Regions from separate parts of the Mus musculus genome. Here all the other regions are linked to region 1. Evidence: chromatin loops called from intact Hi-C (ENCODE). Cell type or tissue: left cerebral cortex. All regions are shown on one strand. Region 1 holds the start of Uhrf2 (ubiquitin-like, containing PHD and RING finger domains 2). Region 2 holds the start of Ranbp6 (RAN binding protein 6). Region 3 holds the start of 9930021J03Rik (RIKEN cDNA 9930021J03 gene). Region 4 overlaps Gldc (glycine decarboxylase). Region 5 overlaps Gldc (glycine decarboxylase). Region 6 overlaps Gldc (glycine decarboxylase).

Region 1 (5,000 bases):
TCTTGGTGGAGATAGTGGCTAGGAGCGCAAAGAAACCTTCTATGGCGAGAATAAAGCTGCAGCTCTGTAGACAAAGGCCTTCCCCAGGTTCCTCATGGCAGATTTGACAAGAGACGGTCATGGTTCCAAACACTTTATTGCTTGTTCATGGTGGAAAATGGATGCATAATGTACCATAATGCATTTACCACTTTTCAGGGTAGGCCTGAGATTAAATACCTTTTGCAGAGAGGAATATCCAGGAAGGGAAGCTTATTGGCTAAGCCCTCAGGGCCTCTAGGTACCTCATTAGCATGGAGAACTCTGTTTGGAGCCTATGCGACCTTAGGACTCATTTCTTTTATGTGAGAAGCATGGCACATGCTCCAGCCCAGGAGTCTGACAGGGAGCAGGAAGTCGCCTAAATCTCAGGTGTGTCGCCCCCTCCCACCCCCAACCCGAGTCTCCAGGTTTCAGCCTGCTCTACTTTACCAAACTTCCTGGCATGATTTTACGTCCCACAATTTATGTCCCACGGCATATTAAAATTAATGTTTTGAAATCTAGCTCCTCGTATGACAATGTATGGAGATAGAGGCTTTAATGAGACAAGGTTACATAAAGTTGTTAGGATGGGTCCTAATCCAATATGGCTGCTATCCATGTTAGAAGAGAGCAAGACCTGGGAACCTTGCTGTTTTGAACACAACTAACCTATGACAGAGAGGTAGACATGTGAGTGGTGTCTTAAAAAAAAAGTTTATTGTTCTCACATAATGGGAGGATATGAAATTGGATACAATCCTAGCATGATGCAATGGATTTGAGAACAGTCAGGGTTACATGAGATTTTCAAATAAGCAAGAAAGAATGAAGACCAAAGAACAATAACAACAAAAGCCTTTAACCAGACCAAAGTCTTACACTGGGCTTTCTTCCTGATTAATCTCTAAGAGAGCAGCAGAAACATCCTTTGTGGCATCTCTGTGCAGATCAGCCCTAAGAACAGGGAAGTGATTGATACTTTCATTTATACCAGCAATAGGCAGAAGATAAACCCCTACTTTTTCTTAAGAGGATCTCTAACTGTGGAATTGTAAGCATATAAAAATGTAACATATGAGCAAACGGTAAATGTTCAAACCCCGCCCGCCCCCCCCCCCCCAGCTGACATGGTCAACTCTTCAGGTTATAACTTCCCACCCAATATCCCCTTATTCTCTTCCCTATCCGTACCACCTATTTCTCTCTCTCTCTTTTTTTTTTAAGATTTATTTATTTATTATATGTAAGTACATTGTAGCTGTCTTCAGACACACCAGAAGAGGGCATCAGATCTCATTACGGGTGGTTGTGAGCCACCATGTGGTTGCTGGGATTTGAACTTCGGACCTTCGGAAGAGCAGTCGGGTGCTCTTATCCACTGAGCCATCTCACCAGCCCCCCCCACCTATTTCTCTATTCGCCAAAATGTAGGCATCTCTATCAAGCCAAAAGACTTTCCTCCTCTCAGAAACTCCTTCTTCCCTTCACTCTCTTAGACAGTTCTTTTCAACTACCAGGCATCTCCACTGTAGGCACATTTGAGATATATTTCAAATGCCACACAACTCAAATGGAACTCATTCCATTTTCTTCCCTTTTCACATTCACAAATTCTACAACTTTCAGGAGCTGGGTTTCCTAGAACACTCAACAATTTATTCTTCTCACTATCTCTAATTTTTCCAAAATGGACAACAGTTGGCTCTTGGCTAAATTTCAGCCTCTCTCACCTTCCCACAGCTTGCTTTTTTCCCTAAGGCCTCCTTCCGCACTCTGTTCTATTGTCATTCTAAATACTTAAACACATCAATGCACATTTCAAAAAGCCCAGGTTTCCCCGGGAGGCCTACAAAAGTCTTTGAATGCTAATGTTCACACTTGCCCTTCATTATTTAGTCAACCTCTCTCAGAAGTGTAGTGTCTTCTGATGTGTGAAAATGCACTCCCAGTCTTTGCTTAAGCACCCTATCTTCTTTGAATATTCCCAGTTTATCTAAATTCTCTTAATAACAAAAGCTCTAAAATACCTTCTTGTGTGCTACTAAGGGAGTGGCAAGGAAGCTAACATTCCCTCGGTGTTTATGAGCACTATTTTACCTGGAGGAAATTGAAGCAGTTTGTTCAAGATCACAGTTAAACAGAAAGACTGCAATTCTCGCGCGTCCCAACCCGTGAGCCCAAGACTCAAGGCTTCAGACTGCAGCACACCGTTGGCAGTGCACCACGAATAACAGCCCGAGACCCTAGCATATCCTTGTAACAACAAATAGTTGATCCCTTCATGGGTCAGATTAGATGTTCTCAGATGTATCTGTTGCCTTATCAACTAAATGTTTTAGTTAACTAGGAAGCTGTCGAGGTAACTTAGAGGCTCTAGGTATATATATATATATTCATATCTCGAGCTGACGCACATTTCACTCTTCCTGTATTTCCATTTAGGCCATCTTGACTAATCAATTTGGTTGTTACAAAGTTGTGCCTCTTATCCTCATGGGAATGATTAGTACTGACATTACGGATACCGGTGAATGTAAGATAATGCGTTTGCTTTGCTTTCTCTCTTAAGTCTTCCATTTTTGGATGGGTCCCCTGAGTGTGGGGGCCGTATCCCGCCCTGGGATCTCCGGATTTTTGGATCGGAGGTGTACAGTCCTGCAAAGCCAGGATCCCTGCGGCTAAAGGCGCCCTTAGCGCAGAAGGCCCACTCGGTCAGGTCCAGCTCCCGCTCCGGCTCTCCGGTCGGGAAACGTGGGTGCGAGGCCTCTGCCCTGGGGCCTCCCGGAAGCGGGTTTCCTCGGCGGGAAGCACGTCCATCAAGCCGACGCGCCCCGGGAGAGGCCGCGTGGCGGGCGCACACCCTGGTGTGAAGTCTCGGGAACGTAGGCTGCATCCCCATTTCTTGCTCACGCCAGCGCGCAGCACGGCTAGCTATTGTTCGTGCGTTTTTGAGACCATGGAGTCTAGGCCTCAGGAGACTGCGAGGTGACCAACGACAACGAGGGCACAGGGCGAGCTGGCCTCGGCGAGCCTGCCCAACCCCGCCCTCCTCCGAGTAACGGCTCTGGAGGCCCCGCCCCCTCCCATATTAGCGCCCCCCAGGCTGTGCGTGGGGCGGAGCCCCGCGTGGATCTCGCGAGATCCGGGTTGGCGCCGTGACCTCCATGTGGGAGCTGCATCTCTATAAGTAAACAGTGCGCGCCGCCGAGCCATGGCTCCTTCCTATTTGTGAGGCGCGGGCTGCGCTCGCACCTCGGGCGGGTTCCGGTTTCCTTCCACCGAGGAGGGGCGGGCGGGCGGTCGCGCGGTCTAAGAGCGTCAGTCCTCGCCCGCACCCGCGTTCGCCGAGTCGCCGCCGCAGAGAACCGGATCCTCCCGGGGAGGCGGCGGGGACCGGGCGGGGCGCGGCGCGGCGGCCCGAGCGCAGGGCCAGACAAAGGGGCTTGGTCCCCTGTCCCCGTGCCGCCGCGATGTGGATCCAGGTCCGCACCATCGACGGCTCCCAGACGCGCACCATCGAGGACGTTTCTCGCAAAGCCACCATCGAGGAGCTGCGCGAGCGGGTCTGGGCGCTCTTCGATGTAAGGCCCGAGTGCCAGCGCCTGTTCTACCGGGGCAAGCAGGTGAGGCGCCCCGCGGGGAGCCCGGGCGCGAGCAGCCGGCGCCCCGGGACGAGGCTGGGTGTCCAGGGCTGCGCCCCGCTGTGCTCGGGATGGGCCGCTGGCGGGGCGCGGGATGCGGGGCCTGGAGCTCGGGCCTGCGGCTGCCCCCCCCCTCCCCCCAAGCGCGCCTAGCGGGTCGGAAGGTGCGGGACGCGGTGTTGTCGCTGGCAGCGGCCACGGACATAGCCTCCGAGGGTCCTGGGGGATCCTCTTCCCGCCTTTGGGGGGGGGGGGGATCGGAGCCTGGAAAGGCAACAGGCTCCGGCAGCCATGCCGGGGCGCGGGAGGGACGAGCTGGCTTTATTCGCAGCGCCGTCTCCGACTCCTCTAAGGACTTGCTTCTTTTCCGTGCCCCCGGCTCCTAGATGCGACGTGGAAAGGGAAGCACCTTATCCCTGTTTCCTCACTAGAAGGATTTGAACACTGAACATCGGAACGGTGGTAGAATGCGTGCCCCTCCTTCCTTGTCGTCAGTCTCAGACTGGGGATTTGTTCTGTAAAAGATCAGAGACCTCTAATTTAAGGAACGATGTTTGTAACCTGAAGTCGGGTTTAAGTCTGTTGAATATACGGACAGATTATTTCCCCATAAACTTTACCTCTCATCTTTGTGTGTCCCCTAAGTTCGGGCTTTCAACTCAAACCTTTCAGCATAATCAGCAGTAATTCAAAAAAAGCCAGAAAGTTGTGTTGGGCCACAAGGGTGCTTGTGGGCATCTCCGTTAATTTTAAGTAAGGCTCTGCCTGATGAGGCTAAGACGTTTCCTATCCAGTAAGTCTCAGAGTCTTATGATTAGACACCCAGACCCACATTGTTTTTCTTGCCTTTGTCTTTAGTCCACTAAAAAAGTTGGCATCCTGCAGTCAGTTGACCACAGTTTGGCTCCAGTCCTGAGTTTTGAATTAAGTGCAGTTCTCTCTGATTCGATGGAAGTAGCCTATAAGCCACAAAGGGTTTAGAAGGAATATTTTTGTTCCCTTTACAGATTTACAACTTCTCAGACTGGTCAAAATTTTCTAAGTAACAGATTATACAACCGGCAAGAAAAAGCCAGGGTTTTGGTAAAGTGTTTGGAAGGCCTCTGACAGAAAACCTGTAGCACTTTCTGCTCTTGTTGTATCCACTATATTGTTTCTTGAGTGTTTGACCAGTAAAGAGTTTACTTGTCTGGAAAGTTGGTTTTTAAACAGTCATACCTATTAAATACTTTGTAGCATTGTATTGCTGTGCCTCAAGTGGCTATTATCTTTTCCTTTTGGCTATCAGTGAAAGCTATACAAATAGTAATAATATTGTACATTGACTCCTAGAAT
Region 2 (5,000 bases), 220 kb before region 1:
TAAACTTCAGAATCTTTCCGATTGCTGAGATACAGTTCTCTGTAGCAATCACATTCTTTTTGGTTTTGGAATTTGCACACTTAATAACTTTTACCAAGAGTGGAACGGCTTCTGAACACAAGGAACGGTAGTCATCTCCACCAAACTGTGCCATGACTCCCAGTCCATAAGCAGCAGCTTGTCTGACTTCAGGGTTGTTGTCTCGCATATTGAGAAGCATCGGCCACCGGAAATACTCAACATACTTGAATGAGGTTGGACTGCAATGCTCTATGATGTCATCAAATATGCATAGTCCCCATTGTCTGTCTGGCCATGGCCTACTTGAACAAATTAGATTTACAATTAGTGGGAGTAGCTGCTCAAACCATGGCAAAATTTTTTCCTTGTAAGTACTAAATAATGAGTGCAAAATATCTGATACTTTGGTCAGAATATAAACATCACATTCATCCTCATCTTGAAGAGACATTTCAACCTGTTGGTCATAATTTTCTTCTTGCCTTTTTACTTGCCGTAACTCTTGGTTTTTAAAGTGCCCTTCAAGTTTTGCCTTCAAAATTCCTCCCAGTTCTTCCAAGTGTTCATCGTTGAGGCAACCATCTCCCATGACCTCAATGGACTTGGCAAAAGAATTCATTATTTCTGAGAGTACATCTGTATCAGGTTCAGTTCCAATTGCCTTGATTAAGGGATCACATATAAACTGCCACATCTGTGAAAGATACTCTGAGCCACGAATTCTTGCACATTCCAAGAGAAAGGGCATGGCTTCCGCAGCTGCCACTCGAACATTGTCATGAAAATAAAATTTCAGCAGAGGAACCATCATCTTCACAACTTGTTCCGTGTATTCCACAAATCCTTCTCTTAACTCCTTCGCATAGTAAACCAACATCTGGCAAGCAGTTGCTTTTGCTTCAAGTCCTGAAGTTTTGATGCCAAAGCTTTGCTGGTCTCCGAGGTTTACAAACTGCCAGCCATCGTCGTCACTCATGTTCTCCACATCCTGTGTGTCTAAGAGAGCGACATCAGGCTTAGCTGAAGCAGTCTTGATAAGTGGCTCAATAACCAGTGGGAGATATTGCTCAAAGTCTTTGCCAAGGATTTTACACATTCTAGCCCAGGCTGAAACCATGTAAGAAGTCTGAGGGTCATCATCTTCCATGTTATTTAAGTCTGATTGTGTTTTCAACAGTAACTGCATCACATTTGATGCATCTTGCATAAATTTTTCCTTCCCAACGGCAAGTCCAACATGGCTAATGCATTCAATAGTTTTTCCTCGAAGAAGCTTGAGTTCCTTTTGAACAGCGAGCTCAACAACGTGTTTGAGTGAGGGCATAAATATATCATAATATGGAATAAAGCTTTCTTCTATTGCATCTGCAACGGAAGCAATGGTTGTCACAAGTTGTTCTAAGGCCAACTTAGTTCCATTCCGAATCAGCTCTTGAAGTTTAATTACCAAGATGGAATGGAGACTTTTTACCATATTTTCCAAATATAGAATTAGCAATGACTTGGGGCAGTCTTCAATAAAAATAACAAGAGCAGAAGCTGCGTGAGATTGCACACGTTGATTACCTTGGTTTTCCATGGTTCGCAACAAAGCTGTAATCACTATCTCATGGAATTTCTTTTGGAAACTAGGTGCAAAATCTGTAGCCATCTGTCCAAGTGTAGTACAGGCAGCAGCCCTTACCCTTGGATGAGGATCCTGAAGAAAAAGTAAAACCGAGTTAACTGTTTCATCTAGAATTGGTTCCATTTGCTGATGGCAACCTTCTCCAATGGCTGATAAGGCCATTAATCCGGCGTGTCGACATTTCCAGTCAGGGCTCTGAAGCATCTGCATGATATGCTCCTTGGTCATTGGCAAAACAACTTTCCCACCAAGTCCACAAGCCAGTCTGTCTAGGGCACTCTCAGCAGCAACCGCATTGCTGTCAAAGTCATCTTCTTCCATTTCATCAGCATTTACCCAGTCATCATCATCTTGAAGATCAACCATCATTGCTAATATATGAGGCACAGCCTGTGCAATAATATTCGTATGCTTTTTCAACATTGGAGTTGCAGTTTCAGATAAGGTGACTATTACTTCCAGAGCCAGCTGGCGTTGCAGGTTACTAAGCCTAGAGTCTCCACACAACTTCAGGCTCAACTGCAGAGTATCTTCTAGATAGGGACCCAAGTACTTAGGTACAGTATCTGCAATCTCAACAAGGGATTCTAGCACAGAATCATCATCCTGGTAGCAGGAATCATTCACAGCCTGTAAGATCCCAGGAAGCAAATCCGCAAAGTCTTTGAAAAGAGCAATATTGTTTTCATTAGCAAGGACGAACGTAGCTGCAGCTCTAGCAGATAATGTCCTGATTGCTGGATGCTCCTGATCTTGAATACACTGGTCCAACAACCTCTTGATGATATCCAAATCGTGACGATCCTGGTTCCCAAAAATCCCAGGAAAGTGCCAGAAAACGTGAAGTGCAACTTCCCACAGAACCACATTTTTAGAGTGAATCGAATCAATGAGGAATTTCAGACCTTCTGGCCAATGGTTAGTGCCACTCTCATCTATCAAATTCCTGGCCAGCACCGCAAAAATATCACAAAGCTTTTTCCTCATGCTAGCATGTGTTTCTAACTTAACGGCCAGTATCAGTTCAATCTTGACATCCCTCTGCACTTCAGGAGGTAGATTTGGATAGACCTCCTCAAACCCTGAGGACAAAAGCCGTCGTAGCAGTGCGGCAGCCATTTGTCTCACCTCATAACCTGCTCTTCTATTTCGGACGGCGTCTAAGAGAAATGTAGTCTTACACAGACCTGGGATATTCTCATAGACCTCCTCGGCTTGCCTCCGCACCATGCAGCTTGGATTGATCAGGTTCTTCAGAAGCTGGTAAAACTCCTGCTTTTCCGACACGGTCGCCGGCAACCCTGCAGACCCGGCCGCCGCCATCGCGTCCTGTCAAAGCTACCGCGACCGGGAAGGAGGGAGGGAGTCTGCGGCTGGGAGCGGTGACGTCAGTGAGGCGACGCCGGGGATGGGCGGGGCGCTGCTCCCACTCTCCGCTGCGGCGGGGTGAAGCTGGCAGGCGGGGGTCTGGGTTTTACAGGGTGGACGGAGCTGAGTGCGTTTTAGGGGTATCGTCCTGTTCTCCGACCGATGTGCTCCTGTAGAGGCTGGAAGGAGATGGGGAGAAATTCGCTCCGCAAGTCTACATACTGTATGATGCCGTTATTGTTTGTAAAAGACCTCGAATAAGCACCTCTAGACGAACTTTAATTAGCACCTGCTATGGAGTGAGGGAGGAGGGAAGAATGGAGTATAACTGCTGTCCGGGGATTTCTTTTTGAGGGTTGGTAAAAATGTTCTGCAGTTGATAGTGATGATGGTTCCCCCAATGTCATGCCGTTCTACTAAGAACTACCGAATTATACAATTTAAATTGTTAACTGGGTATAGTGAGTAAAACCATAATAAAACTACTTGCAAAATAAACTCAATCAAAGGTTAATGATTTCCTCCCCGTTGCCACACCCAAAGAAGTAGAACCCGAGATGTTCAAACTCGGGCGTACATCCCAATCTCTTGTCCTGTGGATTCTAACAGAGTGGGAAAGACAAATGAGTAAGGTGGGAGGTGATCTGGAGTAATGATAATGAAGCTTCTTGAATCCTGGTCTTCTATATACATTACTTTTGTATTTTTGTTACTCAAGATTTTCCTTATGTGTTTCTAAACTGTAATATGACAGTTCAGTTATTAGAATCCTAATTACCCATGAATAGGAAGCTGCAAAGATTACCCTAAGAACAAATTCCCCAAGGCTATGTATTTTTAATGTAGGCAGATGAGTTATTTAAAACCATAATTATAAGGTGTAACAGTCTGAGATCAGATCTTCCTCTCTGCCAGCCATTGTCACACTCATTTCAGCCCTAGGTAATTCTGTAAGGCTGATAAAGGCAGACAAAGCACTACTTTAAACCAAGAAATGAAGAGCCAGAGAGGCTGAGGCTCACAGCAGATGAGTCTAAATTCTACCTAGTCTTAAGGCAGTGGCACCTTTTGTCACCACAGAACATCCCCTATAGCCGCTGTTGCTTTTGCAACGTCATCAGAGACCTTCATTTATTGTGTTCTGTCTTAAACTTTGCCAAGAAATCTGAATTTCAGTCTTGTGAAATTCTGCTGCATATACACACAAAATGGAGAAAGTCTAGTTTCACATTAACAAGTTGACTGACCAAATAGGTGGTCTCATAAATTAATTTGTAATATGAAACTAGTCTCTGAACAGTGTTTCTCATTTGGTGAACCATTTCAAGGCCATTTAGGGTGTTTATTTTAAAATACAGATGTTAGGACCAGCTTCCAAATTACTGTACTAGATTTCTGAGAACTGTAACCCAAACATGCATAATTAATAAGCACAGAGAGATTTTATATAAATACCTAAACTTTATAATTATGGATCAAATCAATTCTTGTTTTGATTCTAAAATCTTACCTACAGTGCTTCATCTTGTACCAGACTCACTGCTCTTCTTACTGCTCCTAGAAAAAGTTTGGCTGCAAAGCCTCTGCATCTGCAGTTTTAGGAAATGTTAACGAATGCTGGAGAAATGCTTTCCCTACAGCTGCATCCGTTAGCATACTAAGGGCTTATTAAAACCACAGCAAGATCCAGTGACAATCCTCTGTAGTGTTTGGAACGTAAATGACTGACAGTGCCAAGGCCTGTGCAAATGTGGAACACCGGGAAGCTTGGCTATATTATATGGGAGTATATATAAATTAGTACAGCTTGCAACAATAGTTGAAATGCTGTTAAGATTGTTCAGTCATCGAGCCACCAGCCAGGAGCATACATGGGCTGGTCCAAGGCCCCTGGCATGTATGTAGCAGAGGTTTGCCTGGTCTGGACTCAGTGGCAGAATATGCACTAAATCCTCGAGAGACTTGGGGCCCCAGAAAAGGGGGA
Region 3 (5,000 bases), 230 kb before region 1:
TATCAACTAATCTAGTTTATCATCACTGTCACTGGATAGATGATGAAACAGATCTGCTCTAACTTGTTCACAATACCAGTACCACTAGGCTGCTCACTAATGATAATGTGGCTCCTCTTTACCTAATACCTCACCAACTGCTCAACAGAAAGCTCAATAGTATATGTAGCAGCTCAAACAGAGGGCGACCTCAGGAGTCAGGTCTCTCCTCTACTCCATCACAGGAGTCCAGGGGTCAAATCCGGGTCTCAAGCTTGGCAGCCAATACTTCCCCACTGAGTATTCTTGCCAGCTCCATATATGCAGCAACCTTAAAGTAATTTTTACCATTTGAAAGTAATAACTCAGTGTCTAAGAAATATACGTCAGAAGACAAAACTTAGATAACATGTGATACTTGTTTAATGACTAACATACCACACATCTCTTGAAGATACTCATAAGGTCATCTCTTTTCCGAAAACCATAATCACATAAAGTCTGTAGAATACTGTTCTTGAACATCGATAAATCCAACCTATATTCCAAGAAGCTGTAGCTTTCACTCAGTTCTGCCCACTCAAAATACTTGCTAAGTTATGACTCAGATTTTAAGCTAATATAAAAAAGAAAAAACTTTAGTATCCACAGATATAGTCTAGCACTTACAAAGTGTTTGCATACATCAAATAACAAAACACAAAAACACGAGGGACTCAAAATTATCTATTTGAGACTATCACATTACTTTTGCTACTAAAACGCATGAATTTTTATTTCTTTTGGCCTAATAAATCAGAAACATCTATTTTTTTTATTAACTTTACAACATTGCTAGTTTAAATTCTAAGTGTAGACCTCATGGAGCTATTTCTGAGCATAAGCTATTAGGAATAATATTTATACATTTTTATGCAAAAGAGAAATAACCTGTCATTTTGTAGACAAAGATTTGTTATTCACACAGTAATTTTGAATATATCTATAGTTGCGCTGTATATACATGCTAACCTTTAGAACTTCCATAGAGCTATCCTGTCTCATTCTATGTGCTATTTTTGCCATCTGTAAAACTAGGTGGATGACAAGAACACTAAGGTTCCTTCTGTGTTTCAAATCCTGTGACATCAGTCTGGAGTATATTTAGCTATCTAACAATAATGACACGTGGGACTGGAGAGTGGCTCAGATGACTAAGAGCACATACTGCTCCCTCCCAGAGGACCAGCGTTTGATTCCTAGCACTCACCTCGGGCGGCTCACAAACACCTGTAACTTCAGCTCCAGTGACTCTGACAAACTGTGGCCTTCACAGGCACCTGCACTCACATGCATATAAGCCCTCTGCCACAAGTTAAAATAAATCTTCTTTTAAAAAAAGTTTTTACAATTTATGACATTTGAATGGACTGCTTTTTAAATATGTGCCATTTCCACTACACTACACTGTAAAGAGTAACACAGTTTAAAAAAAAAAATCACCAAATAAAAATATTAAACTTACAAAGCTAATTTGTAAACACTTAACCTATTACCAAATAATTCTACTTCACTGCAGAAAGCAAAAACAACTTTAATCTGTTTAAAGAGAATCTGCCTTTTAATGAGTAAACACTTACTATATTATTCTTTTAGTGAAATTATTAATAAATTTTAAAATAGTATATGAGAAGCCAAAGACAAATGAATAACAGATTTTACACATTTCATACAATGCCCAAGTCCAGATCTGAGATAATATTCATTTTATTACACTACTGTGCTTAATACATTGAGTTACATGACCTATATTATTGACTTTGTTAAAAAAAACCTCATTTAGTCCTCACAGCAACCTTTTTAGTAGGGAATATTTTATAGACCCTATTTTATAGACAAGCAAACAGGTCAAAAAGTCAATCAGTCAAGCTCAGCCCGGTAATAAAACTCAAACCCCCATTCCAGGAGCTGGAAAGATGACTTAGCACTTAACAGCCCTTGGTGCCCAATCAGGAGGACTTGAGTTCAGATCCTATTACCATGGAACCAACCTGTAACCCCTGCTCCAAAGGAGATGAAGACTGGAGGCTGGCTGGGGCTTGCTAGCTTCCAGTCTCTTAAAAAAATATGCAAATCTCACGTTTTCCCAAAGGAAAAAATGTAGAGTGTTGGCGGCCACCAGACACTTTCTTCTGATTTCCACTGCATGATCATGCCCCATCCCACACAGTGCACATACACTCTCTCATACACACAAAATTAAAAATCCTGGTAATTAATTAATCTACTTTAATTAACATTTCTAATATTTTAACTTTTCCATTACTGAAAAAGTTAAATTAACTGGGTTCATGTTCACTATATACTGATTATTGTATAAAACACCTTCAGTGTCCTATGTTAACTTATTTTCTCTTCTCTATTTCATTTAGTAATAAAAGGGGGGGAATCATATAGATGGTGTATACCGAAAGCCCTGTACAATTTGAATTATTTATAATTTCTAGTAGAATAAAAAATGTTTGAGGCTGGGTTCAAGAGTGCTTGTCTGGCATGCTTGAAACCCTCTGTTCTATCTAGCACTGGAAAAAGTCTCCGACAGGCCCACACCATGCAAGTCTAAACTTATGAAAGACGTTGTGTTGGTGCATTCATTTCTTGTCACTGAAAAAAAATTCAATTTCCTCATGAAACGGAAACATTTAATCACACTTAAATTCCAAATGGTTGAAACAGACAGTATGCTCGACTATCATTCCCTACGAGCAACATTATTTTTCTAAAGGTATCTCGCCCCACGTGCCGTTGTAAACTGTCTATAAGTGGCGGGTTCAACTTCCATCCTACAAAAAGGCTTTCGCCTTCTCCGGTAGGTCTTACGTCTTGAACCTTATCTACCTGTTATATCCGAGTTTGGGGTTCTTAGGACAGGGCTACCTTCTCGGCTTTGGCGTGGGTGCCCACCACACCCCTCCGGTCCCGCGCCCAGCGCGGCCGCTCCTCCTCCCGCGGTTCTAGCACCAACTCAGCACCTATCAGCGCCGCCCCCCAGGCCCTGGCCCAGCCCCTTCTCGGACACGTGTGTGGGTGTGTTTGTGTCGGTTTGTCAGTCCCACCGGGGACCCGAGCTCACTTACCGAGAGAGAAGCGCCAACTTCTGCTCCAGCAACATCTCCAGCTTCTGGCCCTGTTTGGAGATCCAGTGGTCGACACCGTGCAAGCGGTAGCAGGTCTCCAGCATCAACCTGAAGTCCGCCACAAACTCCGTGATGCCCCTGTACTGGCCGCTGGAGAACTTCTCCTCCATCTTCAACAGACACATGCCCTGGCTGGGCTGCTGCGGGGGGACGCGACTGCCCCGGCCCCCGCTGCGCCGCCCTTCGGCCACCTCTTCTTCCCCGGCGGCAACGCCCCCCAAGGGCTGCAGGAAAGGGGCGGTGAGGCCGCGGTGCTTCTCCTGCAGGAACTCGCCCAGGATGCGGTAGCCCTGCTGCAGCTCGTAGGTCAGCTCCTGCTCCTTGCAGCCACCGCCTGCGACCACCGTCGTCTCCGACGCCGCCGCTTCCTCCTCCTCGTCCACCGAGGAGGCACTCCTCCGGCGGACCAGCCCCGAGGCCCGGGCCGCCGCTGCCACCACCACCTCTTCCTCGTTCCCTTCTCCGGTCGGCGGTGGCGGCCGCTCCTCCTCCGCGGCCCGCTCCATCTCCCCCGGTGGCTCCGGCACGCTCATGCCCCCGGCAGGCCCAGGCTGGGTCGAGAGGAGCGGCCGCTCCGGGCACCGGGGGACGCGGGAGCGCGGGCCGCTTCCTCAGAGATCCGCGGCGCCGCGCAGCCCCTGCCGCATCGGGCCTTGCTCTCCTCCGTCGCCGGCCGGCCGGGGACCCGCGCGCGCGGGGGTCTCAGGCTCGCGCCCGAGGGGCGGGGTTACATGGCGCGCGGGGGAGGGGGGAGAGGAGAGCTAGGTGCCCTCCTCTCCCCTCCCCCCGGCGGCGCGCGGCCCGCGCCGGCTGCACGCTCCACACCCGGCCCGGCCCGCGGGGCCTCGGCGCCCCACCCCCTCCCGGGCCGACGGGGCGCTGGGAGGGGGCGAGGACTAAGAGGGCTCGGCTCCTTCCCGAGTGGGCCGCAGCCCCGGGCCGCCGCGGCTCCGGCTCCTCCTCTCCCTCACACCCCCTCCCGCCCCTGTCTACCTGCGGGGGGACCCGGGCAGGAGGAGGCGGCGCACGGACCGGGCCGGGCGACGACTGTCAGTTAGAAGCCCCGCTGGGCGGGAGGGGGCGAGGGGAGGGGAGGGGCGGGGAGGAAAGGGGGAGGGCACTCAGCCCCCCCGGCCGGGGAGAGCCGGGGAGAGAGGCGAAGAAAGAGCTGCCTCCGCCATGCCCGGCGCGCATGCGTAGTAGCACGGGATGGCCCCGCCCCGCTACGCGAAAGCCCTGGACTTGGCTCTCCCACAGGCTCGGAGGCCCAGGGTGTGGCGCGGACTAATGATGTCATCAATATGCGGACGTCTGTAAGGGGTGGGGTGGAGGGAGAAACAGAGCGCCTGCGCTGGCGCAGTCTGGAAGGTGAACCATAGACTGAAAGTTTCCTTTTGGTGAGACCCTTACTAGTTCTAAAAATTTTACTGTTAGTTTTCTCAAGGCAGTTACTAGATAACCTTTGTTAACACAAGTGAATAACGAGAGTGAACAAGATTCAATCCTCTCCGTTGTAAAATATTCTTTGTACCTCTCCTTCCTTGTGACTGGGTTTTGTTTTTTACAAAAAAAACAAAAAAAACCCCAGCGTTTAGAAAAGTTTAGAAAGAAAAATTAAGAGCTCCTCAAAAGAAGAGTGGTGGCCTGTAGAACTCTAGTTCTCGAAAGCGAGTCCTGTTTTCTATTGACTTTTAAAAACCGAAAAACACACGAGATCTTAAGTTCGGCTAAGAATTTAAGAGAATGCAATCTCACTAAAAAGTCTCCATATGTCTATTCTAAGCTGTACAGCTTGTCACTGGTGTGGCTTTAAAATCTCGCTACATATTTTTAAATGACTAAAAT
Region 4 (5,000 bases), 86 kb after region 1:
GGCAGTCTCATGACCATCCATGCCTATAGTCAGTCCCACACTTAGGGGGCTGATACAAGAGAATCATAGGCTTGTATCCAGACTGGACTATATAAGGAGACTGGGTCTCAAAATAGAAAATAACAATCTTCTAAAGAAGAGTCATAAATGTCATCGCATTCAAACAGAGCAAGCCCCACAATTACCCAGCACAATTTGTATAGTTGAGTTTGCGATTTTGTCTCACTCGAGGCTACCCTTTCTTTAACAAGAGCCACTGGTATGAAAAGGCTGCTCTAATTAACAACCTAGCAAGAGTGCCTATTCACAGATTGGACCCTAGGACGTGGGCAGGCCAGTCTGAACAAGAACTGCATAAAATCAATTCCGGCTTGAATATTTCCGTGGAGAAGGACAAGGGGGGTAAGCCGACTCTCTCGGTCAAGCTCAATTACCCCTAAAATCACAGTTCCCCAAGTCCTGAGACTGCTCAGGGTTCTAGAACCACCCCCAAATTCTCGATACATCATATCTCATCCTCCGTGCTGCCAAGAAATGCACACTATCCTGTACCCCAGGATCGCAGCAAAGCGTCACGATGACCACGCACAGTGCTTTTCACTTGCATGGAGCTGTGTGTACCCAACAGGAAACCAAATGACGCAGCCAGAACAGCCGCATGACTCATGGAACTTAATCATGTCTGGAAAAAATGTAAAGCCATCATGAGAGCCCAAAGAAACAGATGAAACAGTTCTGGGTGGCTCTTTCTAGAAGGTTTCCCTCTACCCCAGTCATCAGCACTGTCCCCTGGGTCCCTTCTCAGGTCACAGATTTCATTTTTGGCCCCTCTGAGAAAGTGAGTCCCACCGCCCCACAGTCACGCGTGTTCTTAAGCTCACCTTAATGTAAGCCCATGAAATGGGCAGGATGGAGCTGGAACCCCACGGGGCTGCACTGACAGTGCCCACGGGCCAGGTGCCTTCAGTTGGCTTTATGGAAATGACGGGGTGGCTGGGCAGAAAGGGGCTGAGGTGCTTCTTCCTGTGTTGGTTTAAAGCGCACATTGAAATGATGCGGAAAAGACGCAACTGAACCAAGTGGCCACCGTCTCTAGGAGCTCTGAACACTCATGGTGGTAGGGACATGACACTTGTAGGGGACAAATTACCAGAAAGCAACTCAGGTGGATTCTCTCAATTCATTTCTCTCTCCCTCCCTCCCTCCCTCCCTCCCTCTCTCCCTCCCTCCCTCTCTCCCTCCCTCCCTCCCTCTCTCCCTCCCTTCCTCCCTCTCCTCCCTCCCCTCTAGTAGCTTCCAAGGACTGTGGTGGACAACTTGGCAGCGGCAGCCCCACACAGCCTCCTCATAGCAACCTGCATCCTTCAAGCTATCTGTTGGCTACGGCAGGCTGCTGATCTGATGCCCCTGCCCTCCACTTGGAGCCTAACCCACGAACACTGCCCTACTATGCACCCTCTGAACCACCCGGGACACTCATTAGCTATACGTAATATAGATCAAAAGGAAAAGACAGCCGGGCTCCCAGCAACGCTAAACACATCCCTGCCCCGATCACCACCACACATTTTGAAAACTCCAGGAGCTCTGGATAATGCTGTTACTATAGCGAGGAAACGATCAACAGCTAAAATATATTCCGTCATCCATGTTGACGTCAACCAGTTACCTCTGGTAATAAAATTTGTTTCCACCTTATTCATCAAAGACATGATGAAAATTAAACCTAAATGGAGTTCGCTGTCTGCCTTCCAACTAAATCACTCTCAATATTGTCATAAGCTTTTTTTTTTTTTTTTTTTTTTTGGTTTTGTTGTGTTGACAGAGTTTCTCCGTGTAACAGCTCTGGCTGTCCTGGACTTGATCTGTAGAATAGGCTGCTCTTGAAATCACAACGATCTGCCTGCCGCTGCCTCCCGACTGCGGGGAATAAAGGCAAGTGCCACCACACCCAGCAATTATAAGCTATTTTTTTTTTAAGGAAAAGTGTAATAAATAAATAAATAAATAAATAAATAACTCTTGGAAATGTGCGGTCAAATCCATGACACAGGTACTAACATTCTAGCTCTGACCCCTTATACTTTAGAACGGCTTCCTGCTCATTGTTTAACAAGCATGCTCTCGGAGCCCAGAGAGGCTGAGTGGATACCATGGTTACTAAGTGAATACCGTTTTTTCTTTGGACCTAATCTAAAACACTCCAGCTGTGCATCCAGCTGCTGGAAGTGCACTAGACATGAAGGTTAATTCCTCGGACTTGAAGACTCGGATAGGAAGAATAAGAAGTTTTGGGCCATGCATGCTGCTTTCTAAACAATCCCGAAGCCAGCACCCCACAACTCACACTCCGATGGGCCCCATGCCAGGACCGCCCCCTCCGTGGGGAATGCAGAAGGTCTTGTGAAGATTTAGGTGAGAGACGTCTGACCCAAAGTCCCCAGGGCGGCAGATTCCCACCTATCCAAAGGGAAAGAGCGAAAGTCAACTTCCTAGCACGCAGGAAGGACATGCTGTTCTGGGCTGTTTGTCTCCCCAGGAAAGGAGCAGCAGAGCCACACCCATAAAGCCCACAGAAAAGCTTCCTAGGGGCCGGTGAGCTGGTTCAGTGAGTAAAGGCGTTTGACACTAAGTTTTACTACCTGAGTTTGATCCCGAAGACCCACTCCAGCAAGTTCTCCTTTGACCTCCACATGCACACACACACACACACACACACACACACACACACACACACACACACAAACTTAAATATTTACCGTAAAAGGTGTTCCTAAAAGATTCTGTAGACAACCTGGCATTCCACAGTCAAAGTGACTGTGGTTTCTTTGGAAATGGAAACTGAACCTTTAGCCCTATTCAGATTTAAAAACACGCGCTGGGGCAGTCCTTAACTAAATATCTACCTTAGGAGAAAGGAGAGGCAGCACTACTAACCCTGAGCTGCAATGTGTTCACTCTATGGAACAGGCAGCTTTTACAGGATCAGCACCACCTTCCCTGGCCAGTTCAAGGCTGGGTATTTATTATGTGCACCTAGACTCTGGGTCCTAGAGGATGCTGGGCTGAGGAGGAGGGAGTGAGGCTGCCAATTTTCCTGAGACAATACAGATACCTAGCTGCGCTATTCAACTGGGAATCCAGCCGCCGATGAAGGTGGAAAGACACGTTTGCTGCTGAAGCAGAGCACGACCCCTGGACTGCACTTATGAACGGAATCAAACGATTCAAACGAAGGAAGGAAAAAGTTAAGGAGGCAGTTGTTCACTGGCAGTCACTCCTGCAACCGAGGAAGGCAGGACTGAATCCCTGGAGGTCCTGATGATGTTAAAAACCCCAGGTAAAGTGGGCCATGGGAACTGAGCATCTACCAATGGCTGCCCAGAACTTGGTTCTAAAACTCCATCATCTAGGGAACTGAGAACTTGCCAGGTCATGTCCCCGGAGGAATGGCACTCCTGACAATATAAGCTGCTTGGTTTCACAATAAAATTAACCTTTAAAAAATTAAAAAGAAAACTCTATATTCCTTTTCCAACGGGCACTAAGTATCTGCACCTGGGCATTCATGTTCGCCCCGTCGAGGTAGACCTGTCCTCCGTGTTGGTGAATCAGGGCGCACACATCGCCGATATTCTCTTCAAATACACCATTGGTAGATGGATACGTGATCATGATGGCGGCCAGGTTCTCCTTGTGTTGGTCCACCTGTGGAGAGCGGGAAATGGGGAGAGGAAGTGATCTATCTGATCCTTTCTCAGCCAAGACTTCTCTTTTTATTTTCGCTTTTTATTTTATAGGATGAGGGAAGGTAAAATCTTGATGTTTGAATTCTTGACAATATCTCAGTCTACAACTGTGGTTGCTGCACAACCAAATGGTCCTTCATAAATCACCCCAAAGCAGCAGCAAAGCCCTTTTAGGATAAAGACATCAGACTTTGGATATGGCTCAGGTGACAGAGGGCTTTGCCTAGCATGCACAGAGAGAGCCCCAGGCTTGCTCCCTGTGCCAATTAAGAGCAGTAAGCGCCAATAACGAAGCACTGAGTAAACAGAGCTATCCTGGGTACACTGTAACCACTGGTTACATGAGACTGCATCTCAACAAATTAAGCCAGAACCAAGAGGCTGCTCAGAAGACTTTTGAATAGCTTGAGTCCAGTTCTGTAAAATGGTTCTGCTTTGGTTCAAACCACCTCAAAAAATGATCTCAGGCTGTTTGGATGGTGGTGGGGAGGTGTCTCTCTGTTCATGACTAATCTTCTAGCTAGCCTTTCTGCTCATTTCTGTTTGTTTGTTTGTTTGTTTGTTTGTTTTGCTGTACACAGTCCTACCTTCCTTCCCACAGAAGCGTGGTAAGTGTTGTGGTTTTCATAAAAATCTCCCCCACTTCCGTTGTTTTGGAAACAGGTTTGTTTTGTTTGTTTGGCTGGTTAGTTTGGTTTGGGATTTTTTTTTTTTCTTGGTTCCTTGAGACAGCGATTCATTGGGTAGCTCTGGCTGTCCTGGAACTCATTCTGTAGACCAGACGATCCTGGAAATCAGAGCTCCATCTGCCTCTGCCTCGCAAGTGCTGGGAATTACAGGCGTGCACCACCACCACCACCAGGCTGTACTCAGACTGACTCCTAGCTTTGTAGCCAAGTATGGCTTTGAACTCCTGCCTCTCCTTTGAATTGCTGGTGTTACAAGTGTGTGTCACTGTGCCTACTTCACTCCCCACCCCCCCACCCCCAAGAAAGCAACTGTACATAGTAGGGTAATTCTACTTGGTTTTTCTTGGCAAGTAAATGAGAGCAGCGGTAATAAGGGAGGAAAATCAACTCATATTCCATATATTCTATATTGGACAAGTTTGATAACTACAAGGGACCCAGAATATTTCCAGGGGGGAAAAAGGCAATGGAGAGGAAGTGGAGGGTGGAAAAGATGAACGGGGCTGTGCGTTTTCAGCATCCTTTCGGGGGCTTTTGCGTAGGTTCTCGGTACCCATGCCTA
Region 5 (5,000 bases), 78 kb after region 1:
TTAAATTTGGTGTCTAGGAGAGGCCAGGGCCCAAGATGTTTTTCTCTCTTTACAGCTTTTAGGAGAGAGATGTATAAACCTGCTGCGTATATGATAAGATTGGGGCAATCTAAAACAGCAGCTGTTTCCTCTAGCCCTACCCAAGACTGCAGCTAAGAGTGTGAACACCACCAAGTCAGAGGAGTCGGAAAGAACAGGAGGGGGTGCTCTTTGGATGAGTGTGTGCATTGGAGGACTGTGGACCAACAGTGTCTTCTAAACACAACAGTGCCACAATGAGCTCCCAGCAGCTATGGATGCCTGCACAGACCTGCAGAAAGAAGGTCAAAGGGACCCAACACTCCTGGCTATTGACAGTCCACAGCTTCTGGGGAGAGAGAGTCCGTTCTAAGGACGTGGCCCTGGTGGGGGACCACATAACGTCCTATGGCACTGTATCAAAAACCTGGATAAACTGGACTCATCCAGTAAAGAGGGGTAGGATAAAAAAGGCCCCAAAGTTGGGAGGAGGTAAGAAGATCAGGGTAGATTTGTGGGAGGAGAAAAGTTGGGAGTGAATAAGATCCAAACACATTGTATTTGCATGACTGAAATTCTTAAGAGTTAACAAAAATATTATATTAAAAAGGTGAGGAGGTGGAGCAATAGAATTACAAAGTGAAGTGGCCTGGCCCATGTGTGATTGTCTTCATTTGAAAGGAAATGGTCCCACTAGGCTCTTAGGGAGTGGCATTATTAGGACTTGTATCCTTGATGGAGTTGGTGTGGTCTTGTTGGAGGAAGTGTGTCACTGGGGGTGGGCTTTGAGGTTTCAATTGTTCAAGCCAGGCCCAATGTCTCTCTCTTCCTGGTGCCTGCAGATTAGGATGTAGAACGCTCAGCTCCTTCTCCAGCACTATGTCTGCCTGCACACTGCTATATTTCCCACCATGACAATAATGGACTAAACCTCCAAAACTGTAAGCAAGCTCCAATTCAATGCTTTCCTTATTAAGAGATGCCTGGGGTCATGGGGTTGTGGTATAGAAGCTAGGATTCTCTACGCCTCCCCCGGAGAACACAGATTGGAGCCACTGCTGCAACATTCTCACAGTGACTGCCTCAGAAGGTTAGAGGTAAGCAGCTCGTGTGAATTAAGCCTGGGCGGGCAATCAAAAGGTCTTCTGGTTGTGTGGTCACTCCCAGCATTTTCCTGGCACAGCACGTGCCAGCCAGACTGTGCGGCCACTGCCCACTGTCAAAGGAAGAGCCACCTGAAAAGTTCTTCAGGGACTGGAATCCAATGCAACATTGGGCTTGTCCAAGATGAGAGGCAGATAGAAACATTAGTCAAATTATGCTGCCAAAGACCAAACACAGGAAAGCCCTTTGGAGCACGTGGTGAACCTAACCCAAAAGATAAGGGCCCTGAAAGGTTAAAAAAAAAATCCCTTCTCTTACAAATCTACCATCTTTTCTGGGTGTGGCAAGAGGCCATGTCTGTAATCCCAGCACTGTGCAATGTTAAGACAGGTCAATCACAAATTCCAGTCTGCTTGAGCTACACAGTGAGATGCTCTATCATAAAACAAAGCAAAGCAAAACAAAACAAAACAAAACAAAGCAAAACAAAACAAAGCAAAACAAAAACAAAATCCCACGAAAGCATCTAACAAAAGAGACTGACTGACCAATACCACCAACAAAACAGTCGTTTTACGTAAAGTAATTCCTTTTCTCTTCATTGTAGCAGAATAAAATATTTCTCCGGCTTCTCCACCTATCTCTTTTACCCTTGTTTGCTTTAAAAGCCCACCAGCCTGGACAGTTTAGTTAATATTCAGATCTCAGCTCACGCTGGCAAGCCTGGAGCTCATTAAAACGATTGCCTCACAGGCATCTACAATTCCAACATCTGATTTACTGCTGGTAAATATGATTAAGACGAGCACTGGTCTTCTAATAGTGCCATAGGACACGTTAGGATTCACCGTGATTATTGAAAACATTCCTAGTTTGAGTCCCCAAAGCACAACAGTGCTGGGGTTCCGGGCCCCAGAATAGGAGATCTGAAATTGTGCAACATATGTGTTTAGCAGACCAACATGAGTCAATGTTTGGTTTGACTGACTTGAGGATTGAGTAATCAAGTCTGCAAGCAGCAATCCATTTCAGTTCGGGATGAGAACTGCTACTTGCAATTTAATTTGGGGGTAAAATGTCAAAAACAAATGGAAATTCCATCCATCTTTCTGTACTCTGAAGTCCCAAGGGATGGAGTAGGGCTCCCTGCCCCAAGCCACTACATAAATGCTAAGTGCGTGGTGACATCTGACCTTCTCTCGTGGGTGCCAACCAGCCCCATTCAATTTAAGTCACATTAATTCCTGCTTTCAAAACCTAAACTTTGCAATCAGTGAACACATTAAAAATTGCTGAATTGTGCAGCTTAAACGAGCAAATTATATGAGGAGGTATGCTAATTCCATCTTAGCAATGCTGCCTAAAATAAAACGTAATGTAAGACATTTAGGGCTGGGACAGCTCATCCTTAGGATATATGCCTAGCAGGAGTGAAGCCCTAGGTTCAAAAACAAGTACTGCCACCAATAATTAACTAAAGAAATGAAAGAAAACCTTAAGTATTAGAAATTAAAACAAAGTCTCTTCCAGTCATGAAATTGATAATTTTTTTTAAACCTTTGTTGTTTTTTTTTTCGTCTATTCTTCTCACTATACTCTTGGTGTGATGGGCACTCTCAATACTAGTAGCATAAAATAACTGACACGGTGTCTTGAGAAAATTAAAGAAACATGTATAAAAAGCTCAAAGCCTCCATATCCCTTTTTATAAGTTATCTAAAGAAATAGTTTTTCTCAAAAAACAAAAACAGAAACACACTATTGGAGGGGTTGTTCTTATTAGCAACAATACAATGCAAATAGCTGAAAATTTAACTATAGACTCACAGGGCATCCACACTATTCAGTCACATAGGGAAAAACTCACGGAAATAGGATAGGTAGGCATTGTGGAGCTGTGGGGAAAATGTAATACTGCACAGCCACATAAGACATAAAAGATGACAGCACATGTGTGTGTGAGAAAGAGAGAGTCGGGGGAGAGGCAGGGACAGAGACTGAGCAACCACATAAAGACATTGGTGGTGGTAGTAGTGGTGGGTTTGTGTGTGTGTGTGTGTGTGTCTGTGTGTGTGAGAGAGAGAGAGAGAGAAAAATAGAAAGAAAATAGAGAGAGAGATTGAGAAAGAGAGAGCAATGAAGCAACCACATAAAAAGACATTGGGCTGTGCTGTGCTGTGCTGTGCTGTGCTGTGCTCTGGTACACTGCATGTGTAAGTAGGAGGACAGAGGCTTGCTGGTCAGCCAGCCTAGCTCATAGCTGAAATGGTGAGCTTCAGGTTCCTTGAGAGACCTTGTCTTAAAAAAATAATGAAAGAACCATTAAAGAGCTATTAAAGAAGGTGTTTCTATGTCAACCTCTGGCTTCCACATGCACTAAGAAGGATGAGCATACTCTCCCACACAGATGCAAAAATAAATAGATAAATAAATAAATAAATCCTCCAAACTGCATCTGTGATGTTAGCTTATTGTCCAAGAGAAATAAGAGCGGGAATACAGTGAAACATTCAGTGTTAGCTTTATCTGGCTGACGATGCAAGTATCACTTAGATTTTCCCTCTCATGGCTTTTTTTTTTTTCCTCCAGACTTCTGAATTGAACAATATGCATCATTTATATAACCAGACAGCATAAATATTCAATCCCCTCCTTAAAGCAAATACACACCAGGCTGGATTTCACAGCACGGGAGCGCTGTCTGAACTCATTAGCAACTGCAGAAGCACTCTGCTGCGCTGCTTGTTGCTTGGAGACGTTTCCCTCAGAACCTTCTCTGCTCTCTGGAGACCACCCTCCCAGGGCTCCTGGTTATTTACTTCCTTTTATTTACAAACTCACAAAGTATTCCTCTGTACCCCTTTTTATAAGATCAGAGCAGCCTTTAAGTTAGAGACGATAAGTAATGTAGACGCGGGGCCTGCCTGGGCGGAGGAACCAAGAGCAGGAGCCGCTGGCCACCCTTCTTAGTGCCATTATCTGCTGAGGGGCTTCGCTCTCACTCCTCAATGTTCTAGGCCTTGTTTCTCCTTCCGTGACTGGAGCACCAGGTATCTACCTAGTTCCTCTGTGTGTGTGTGTGTGTGTGTGTGTGTGTGTGTGTGTGTGTGTGTGTGCGCGCGCGCGCGTGCGCGCATGCTCCCACCTCTATATGCAGGTGCCCTCAGAGGACAGAAGAGGAGGACATTGGCTCACCTGGAAGCTGCCTAATGGGTGCTGGGAACCTGGCTCAGGTCCTCTGTAACAACAATAACTAACTGCTAAGCCATCTTTCTAGCCCCTCCCTCTTTCTTACTCTCATCACATCCTATCACTTCTGGGTTTACTTTTTTCTCCTACCCTTTAGCACCTCCAATGTAAGACTAAATGTTTACCTAGCACTGCACTAAGGAGCAACTATGTCCAGCTAATTATACTTCCAAGAACCTGTCCATCTCACGGCCTTTTAATGAATCTGATCATGTCATTCCTCAAGCTAGGAAACCTTTAATGGCTATAACTGGCTCAGGAGTTAAGTCTAGATTCTTCCAAGACCTTCCAGGTACCAAGCTGTCTTTTTAACCTCTCTCTCTGGCCCTCTCTCTTCCTACCCCACCTCAAGCACCCCCTTCGGGTAACTCCTCCTTACCTGGCTGGCTCCCGTGTATGTTCGCTCATATAACTGCATGATACTTGCATCGTCATAACTGCCTCCTTTGTCAAACTACTCCACCCTGACTCTGCCTGCTCTAAGTGGCTCCACGGTTTCAGGCATCTCTACGACACCCTGTGCATGATTGGCTCATGATGTTTATGTGAACATCTCTCTGGGTGGTGTAGGCCCCTTGCTGAACTAGGCTGTGTAGACTAGGGGAGGATAGTTTTGTACATAGTAGTGA
Region 6 (5,000 bases), 93 kb after region 1:
GGTAGGTGGATTTCTGAGTTCAAGGCCAGCCTGGTCTACAGAGTGAATTCCAGGACAGCCAGGGCTATACAGAGAAACCCTATCTCGAAAAACAAAACAAAACAAAACAAACAAAAAACAAAGAAGACCGGCACCCAGGAGGAAGGTGGCCTTCGGAGAAGAGGAGAGGCAACAGGTCCTCCCTAGCTCCACAGAGAAAGAAAGGCATCTGCCAGCACCAGGAAGACAGTTTCTGATTCTGCCCTTCAGCTTTAAGACAGTCCCTGAGTGCTGTCACAAGACACTGAGTTTACAGCCATTTGTTAAAGCAGCCATGGGAAATCAATCGCACCCTGGAACAGTAGAGACGGGCGCTGTAGACACTCTAGAGTCTGGGGAGATTGGACAACTTTAAGCTGCTTTCACCCTAAAGTTAATTTCCTCTCACCCAATTTCATCAGTGTTCTGCTGGACACAGAAGTATCAGGACCCAGAATTGATGTACTGGATTCTCTCAGGTGAATCCAACCATGGTACATGGTTTATATATCCTTTAGGGGGATGCTCTATCCTCACTTCCAGGAAGCCTGTGTAGAAGCACAGACTTCATCCTCAAAGAATTACTGATGGTATCACAGATTAAAACGTACGTATTTTCCAGAGATTAAAACCCAGCAAAAGCTATGACTGCCTCAGACATTCAGGAAGAGAAATGGTTCTCAAAATTTAATTTTTTTTTAAAGGCATAGATGTGTTGATGTGAGAGCCCAGTGTTCTGTCCTTCCATAGGAAACTCAGCCTCTCGTCAGAACATTCGAGTTGAGATTTGACCAGCAAAGTGAAAAAACGGAATTATAGAGTGCTTTATGCCTGGAACATGGTAATTGCTAAATGTTTGTTAAATAATTCAATTTTATTTTCAAATTAAACTGATGAATCATACACTTGGGCCTTCTACTTCAGGAGCCTCTGAAGCTGACCCAAAGCGACTGTGGAGTCATATCCAAAACCTGCTGGAAGGCAGAGAACCATGAGGGACCTGGGCGGTTCTGTAACTTCTCCGACTCGTTTTTAAATGAGAAGGGTGTGTTTGACTGAGCTCCATCAGAGCCTATGGTGTGGGAGCAGCTGACATCACTAATGTGGAAATCTTCCCTGGTTATTTGAATAAGTCATTCTCTTCTCTAAAAATGGGCTAAAATTAAAGCTGTTTGTCTAGAAGGCAGTCAGTGTTTCCAGACTGCCGGATTCTGTCCATGTTTCTGAGCTCAGCAGCTAGGAGGGCTTCCCTGCCTTCTTGTTCTACTGTCTAGAAGTGCAGAATTCTGCACTTCCATATGGAATGGCCTCTCACCCCAATGTGCTAGCAGTGTGCACAGTGGTGCCAGCGAAGACATCATACCCGGGGATGGGGAGTGGAGGAGGAGGAAGAGTGGGAGGACTAGGATGTTCAGAGAGGGAGCAAGAGCCCCCAATAGCCAATCACCTAATTCAGAAGATCTCTCATCTGGAGTATCTGGCTTGGTCCCCAACTTCTGTATCAAAGCAACTATTTTCTGGTGTCAGAATGAGGAGATAGGTAAATACTGAGGATTAGGAAGGACCAGAGAGTGGAAAAAACCTAAGTTCTGGCTGGCTCATTATCATTGCTGAGTCCTGGGCCTGCCACAGACTAATGAGGTTTGGGTGCCGTGGTTCATAACCTGTGTATTGTGAGCCCTTTAGCAACCCTCTATGTCCACCAATATTTACATTAAGATTTATAACAGTAGCAAAATTTCAGTTATGAAGTAGTACCATAAATGAGTTTATGGTTGGGGTCACCACAACATGAGGAGCTGTGTTACGGGGTCACAGCTTTAGGAGGGTTTGAGATCCACTGGTTTGATGGCTTCTCTGGCCATCAATGGCTGTGCAGTGTGAATGGTCTCACAGCAAGACCTGCCCCTTGTTCAGGTTCTTAACTGAGCAACCGTGGGGAGGCGAGGACAAGGAACTTCAAGGCTTACAGGTATTTAAAACCTATGAAGGAACAAGGAGTGGGCCATGTGGTGTCCCCCCTCTGCACATCTTAGCTCCATAGTTCCCTTTCTGATTCTATGAATCTAAGGACATGCATAGATCTAAACTAGCCTTTCCTCATAAAGCTAAGAGATGAAGGTTACAAGAAACCAAGTGAATAAATCCACATTGGCATGTCTGTCTACTGTATCATCAGGTCTCTCTGGCTGCTACACTCTCCCTATGCATGCCCAGGGCTCAGTAATTTCTGATTTTACAAATAGCATATTTCAAAAATGGTTAAAAATCAATTCAGGGCTGCGGAGATGGCTCAGCAGTTAAGAGCACTGACTGCACCAGTGATGGCGCACGCCTTTAATCCCAGCACTTGGGAGGCAGAGACAGGCGGATTTCTGAGTTCGAGGCCAGCCTGGTCTACAAAGTGAGTTCCAGGACAGCCAGGGCTACACAGAGAAACCCTCTCGCACCCCCCCCCCCAAAAAAAAAAACAAGAAAAAAAAAGAGCACTGACTGCTCTTGCAAAGGTCCTGAGTTCAATTCCCAGCAACCATATGGTGGCTCACAACCATCTGTAATGGGGTCTGATGCCCTCTTCTGGTGTATCTGAAAGCAGCTACAGTGTACTCACATACATAAAATAAATAAATATTTTTTTAAAAGTCAGTTCAAATGATAGCTATGGTAGAATACATTTGTGAACTCAGCACTTAGGGTATTGAGACAAAACAATTGCACTGTTCAAGTCCAGCCTGAACTATGTACTGAGACCCTATCTCAACTAACGTACAAACATATCCGAACATCAAAACAAGTGGAGCGTGTGCACAGAAAGACAATCTCGGCATCTGGGGAGGTGGAGGCAGGGGGTTGGGTAAGGAGTTCAAGGCGTTCCTAGCTGAACAGAGAGTGTGAGGCCAGCTTGGACTACATGTCTGTAATAATAGCAGTAAAATGGTAAACAAACAAAACCTGATGGTGTAGCTCAGGTCTACAGTATTGCATAAGTATGGGAAAGGCCTGGGTTCCATCTCCAACACCACAGAGGAGGAAGAGGAAGAGGAAGAGGAGGAGGGTGAGGAGGAAGAGGAGGAGGGTGAGAAGGAGGAGGAGGAATTATTATTCTATTCCCAGTGGGAAGACACACTTTTAAAATCAGATGGATAGGCTACAGAGGGAGAGGACATGCCTTGCTCATGTACTTTTAAAGGAAGATGTGAAAGTTTTAAAATTCTTCATTGTAAAATTCAGACTAACCAGAAGGGGGAAAAAATCAGCTTCAATAAGCTCAGAAAGGACATGAGCTTGGGCTGCCATGCACTGACGTGACCCGCTTAGGTAAGAACCTTCTAGAGCTCTCCTGGAACAGTCAGGGCCTGTTTGTCCTGCTCCTGATACCTACCCTAAGAATTCCAGCTCCACAGCTCAGCAGAAAACCTAGCACGGAGCTGGCCTCCAAAATGAAGGGGCCAGGAACAGAGGCCTCCTTTGGCCTTAAGGAGAGGCTTTGCATAGATCACAACACGTCTTTCTGGGACAGTGGTGGTGCCCAGTAGCACCAGCTACGTAGATAAGGACCCCAGTGGTCCCCAGGAGTCACTTTTTTGCAAACCCGACTCTCATGCCCAAAGCAGAGCATGCAGCAGAAATACATCTGCTCCCCAACCTCATGGCTGCTTAGTGCTAGGAACAATCTGCTTAGTGTTAGGGGGAACGTAGTTATTCAGTGGTATCTTACATATGGCCTAGACTATGCTTAGGCTCAAAATTGCTTAATCTTAGGCCCAGGGCTAGGGCGGAGCTAATGAGGAGGGTGGCAATGGCAGCAATAAGGTTCCTGCCTCCTTCTCCCTAGAGAGCACTTTCATGGCCCACTGACTACTCCATATGCTGGGTTTGCACAAAAGCCTTTTATTTCTGAACGTTTTCTGTCACCGTGATTACGTGGGATGTCTTTGATGATCACGTGGCAGAAAAGGGTTTCTTGATTATATGTCTCCCTGTCTACTTCCACCAAGGCTGGAAAGGTAGGTCCCACAGAACAGAAGGGACTCCGAGATCCGAGCCTTCAACCTCCCCCAGGGATCGAGCACCACCTGCCCATGCTCACTCACTGTTCTGTGTCTCTCTCCTTTCTGGTCTAAGTACGCTCTGATGGTGGCCAGTCCGGCGTACTCCCCCTGCGCTCCGCTGCAAAGACAAGAAGAGAAGAGTCAGGCTTGTGGGCTCCAAGCTTTCCCCGTGTTCATTTAGGATTTAGCAGACACTGATTACACATTAGGCAGCCATGGTCCAGGTTCCTATCATATGGCATCTTTATAGAAAGAAGATTAACAGGTTGGCACCAACTAAAGGTGAGCCATGCTTATCAGCTCAGGACCTTAGAATCAACCTGGTCTTACTAGGGGGAATTTGACTGGCTTTAAAAAAAATTGTGGGAATAATAAGGAACCCATTGTCTGGGTTTTTACAAGGGGGAAATTAGAAATTATAAGAAGATATTAGGATCAGTTTGTGGCAAGTCTCATTCCTAAACACACCCAGCACTCAACAAACCCCTCTATGCTGAACTAAGCAATTGTGAAACCATCACCAGGCTCATGTTTTATCAGCTCAAACCAACGAGTCTTTTTCAGAGGAAAGAAATCTTAAAAATGTGACTGCAGCCTAATGATCACGCCTAGAAAAATAAGCTTTTTCCGATACCATCAAATATTGAGTCATGCAAAGGCCACACTATCGCCATGGAAACTTTCCATTCCTATCACACATTGTTCCTGCCCTTTGAATGTGTGGCTGCTAGAAGCCTGCCATTATCTTGCAGGCACCACTTTGAGAGCGTGCTTAATGACTAATGCTCCTGTGAGCAAAGCTGAGACAACTGCAAATGGGTCAGAGTTCTTGTTCTCCATGAAGCAGGGAAGGGGAAGTGAGAGGTATCAGGGCTCTCTGCCTCTCTGCCTCCTTCACAGAGCCTTGTTCTCCACGCTACACTCACTCAT

The links. Peaks named below come from ENCODE experiments on the same cell type or tissue, not always from the same donor. Only the 100,000 strongest peaks of a DNase experiment are listed, where the experiment ranks them.
Region 2: a loop joins it to region 1, with 3 times the contacts of the local background. A loop is called at or near these places in 12 of 42 quality-filtered maps.
Region 3: it touches region 1 in a loop (5-fold over the local background); 10 of 42 quality-filtered maps call a loop at or near these places.
Region 4: it touches region 1 in a loop (2.6-fold over the local background); 7 of 42 quality-filtered maps call a loop at or near these places.
Region 5: a loop joins it to region 1, with 2.1 times the contacts of the local background. A loop is called at or near these places in 5 of 42 quality-filtered maps.
Region 6: it touches region 1 in a loop (2.4-fold over the local background); 7 of 42 quality-filtered maps call a loop at or near these places.

Annotation. Positions count from the first base shown.
Region 1 is chr19:30,027,285-30,032,284 of GRCm38, forward strand. Uhrf2 (ubiquitin-like, containing PHD and RING finger domains 2) reads left to right here and starts at 3,229. Exons shown (of 16, transcript NM_144873.2): 1 at 3,229-3,647. The coding sequence starts at 3,495. In left cerebral cortex, CTCF peaks have their summits at 2,957 and 3,160; DNase peaks (open chromatin) are centred at 3,164 and 3,990; H3K4me3 peaks cover 2,605 bases; H3K27ac peaks cover 1,767 bases.
Region 2 is chr19:29,809,980-29,814,979 of GRCm38, forward strand. It overlaps Ranbp6 (RAN binding protein 6), which reads right to left and starts at 2,995. Exons shown (of 1, transcript NM_177721.4): 1 at 1-2,995. The coding sequence starts at 2,971. In left cerebral cortex, no CTCF peak of the experiment used is centred here; a DNase peak (open chromatin) is centred at 3,029; H3K4me3 peaks cover 1,782 bases; H3K27ac peaks cover 870 bases.
Region 3 is chr19:29,802,187-29,807,186 of GRCm38, forward strand. 9930021J03Rik (RIKEN cDNA 9930021J03 gene) reads right to left here and starts at 3,823. Exons shown (of 8, transcript NM_172836.3): 1 at 3,096-3,823. The coding sequence starts at 3,688. In left cerebral cortex, no CTCF peak of the experiment used is centred here; DNase peaks (open chromatin) are centred at 3,073, 3,386 and 4,422; H3K4me3 peaks cover 3,046 bases; H3K27ac peaks cover 1,087 bases.
Region 4 is chr19:30,112,841-30,117,840 of GRCm38, forward strand. Gldc (glycine decarboxylase) reads right to left here. Exons shown (of 25, transcript NM_138595.2): 18 at 3,559-3,708; 19 at 2,348-2,460; 20 at 882-1,023. Among named protein-coding and RNA genes, the nearest start is that of Gldc, 60 kb to the right of the region's middle. In left cerebral cortex, no CTCF peak of the experiment used is centred here; DNase peaks (open chromatin) are centred at 603, 2,230 and 4,550; H3K27ac peaks cover 368 bases.
Region 5 is chr19:30,105,502-30,110,501 of GRCm38, forward strand. All of the region lies in intron 21 of Gldc (glycine decarboxylase), which reads right to left. Among named protein-coding and RNA genes, the nearest start is that of Gldc, 67 kb to the right of the region's middle. In left cerebral cortex, no CTCF peak of the experiment used is centred here; DNase peaks (open chromatin) are centred at 2,141, 2,308 and 3,828.
Region 6 is chr19:30,120,610-30,125,609 of GRCm38, forward strand. Gldc (glycine decarboxylase) reads right to left here. Exons shown (of 25, transcript NM_138595.2): 16 at 4,113-4,188. Among named protein-coding and RNA genes, the nearest start is that of Gldc, 52 kb to the right of the region's middle. In left cerebral cortex, no CTCF peak of the experiment used is centred here; no DNase peak of the experiment used is centred here.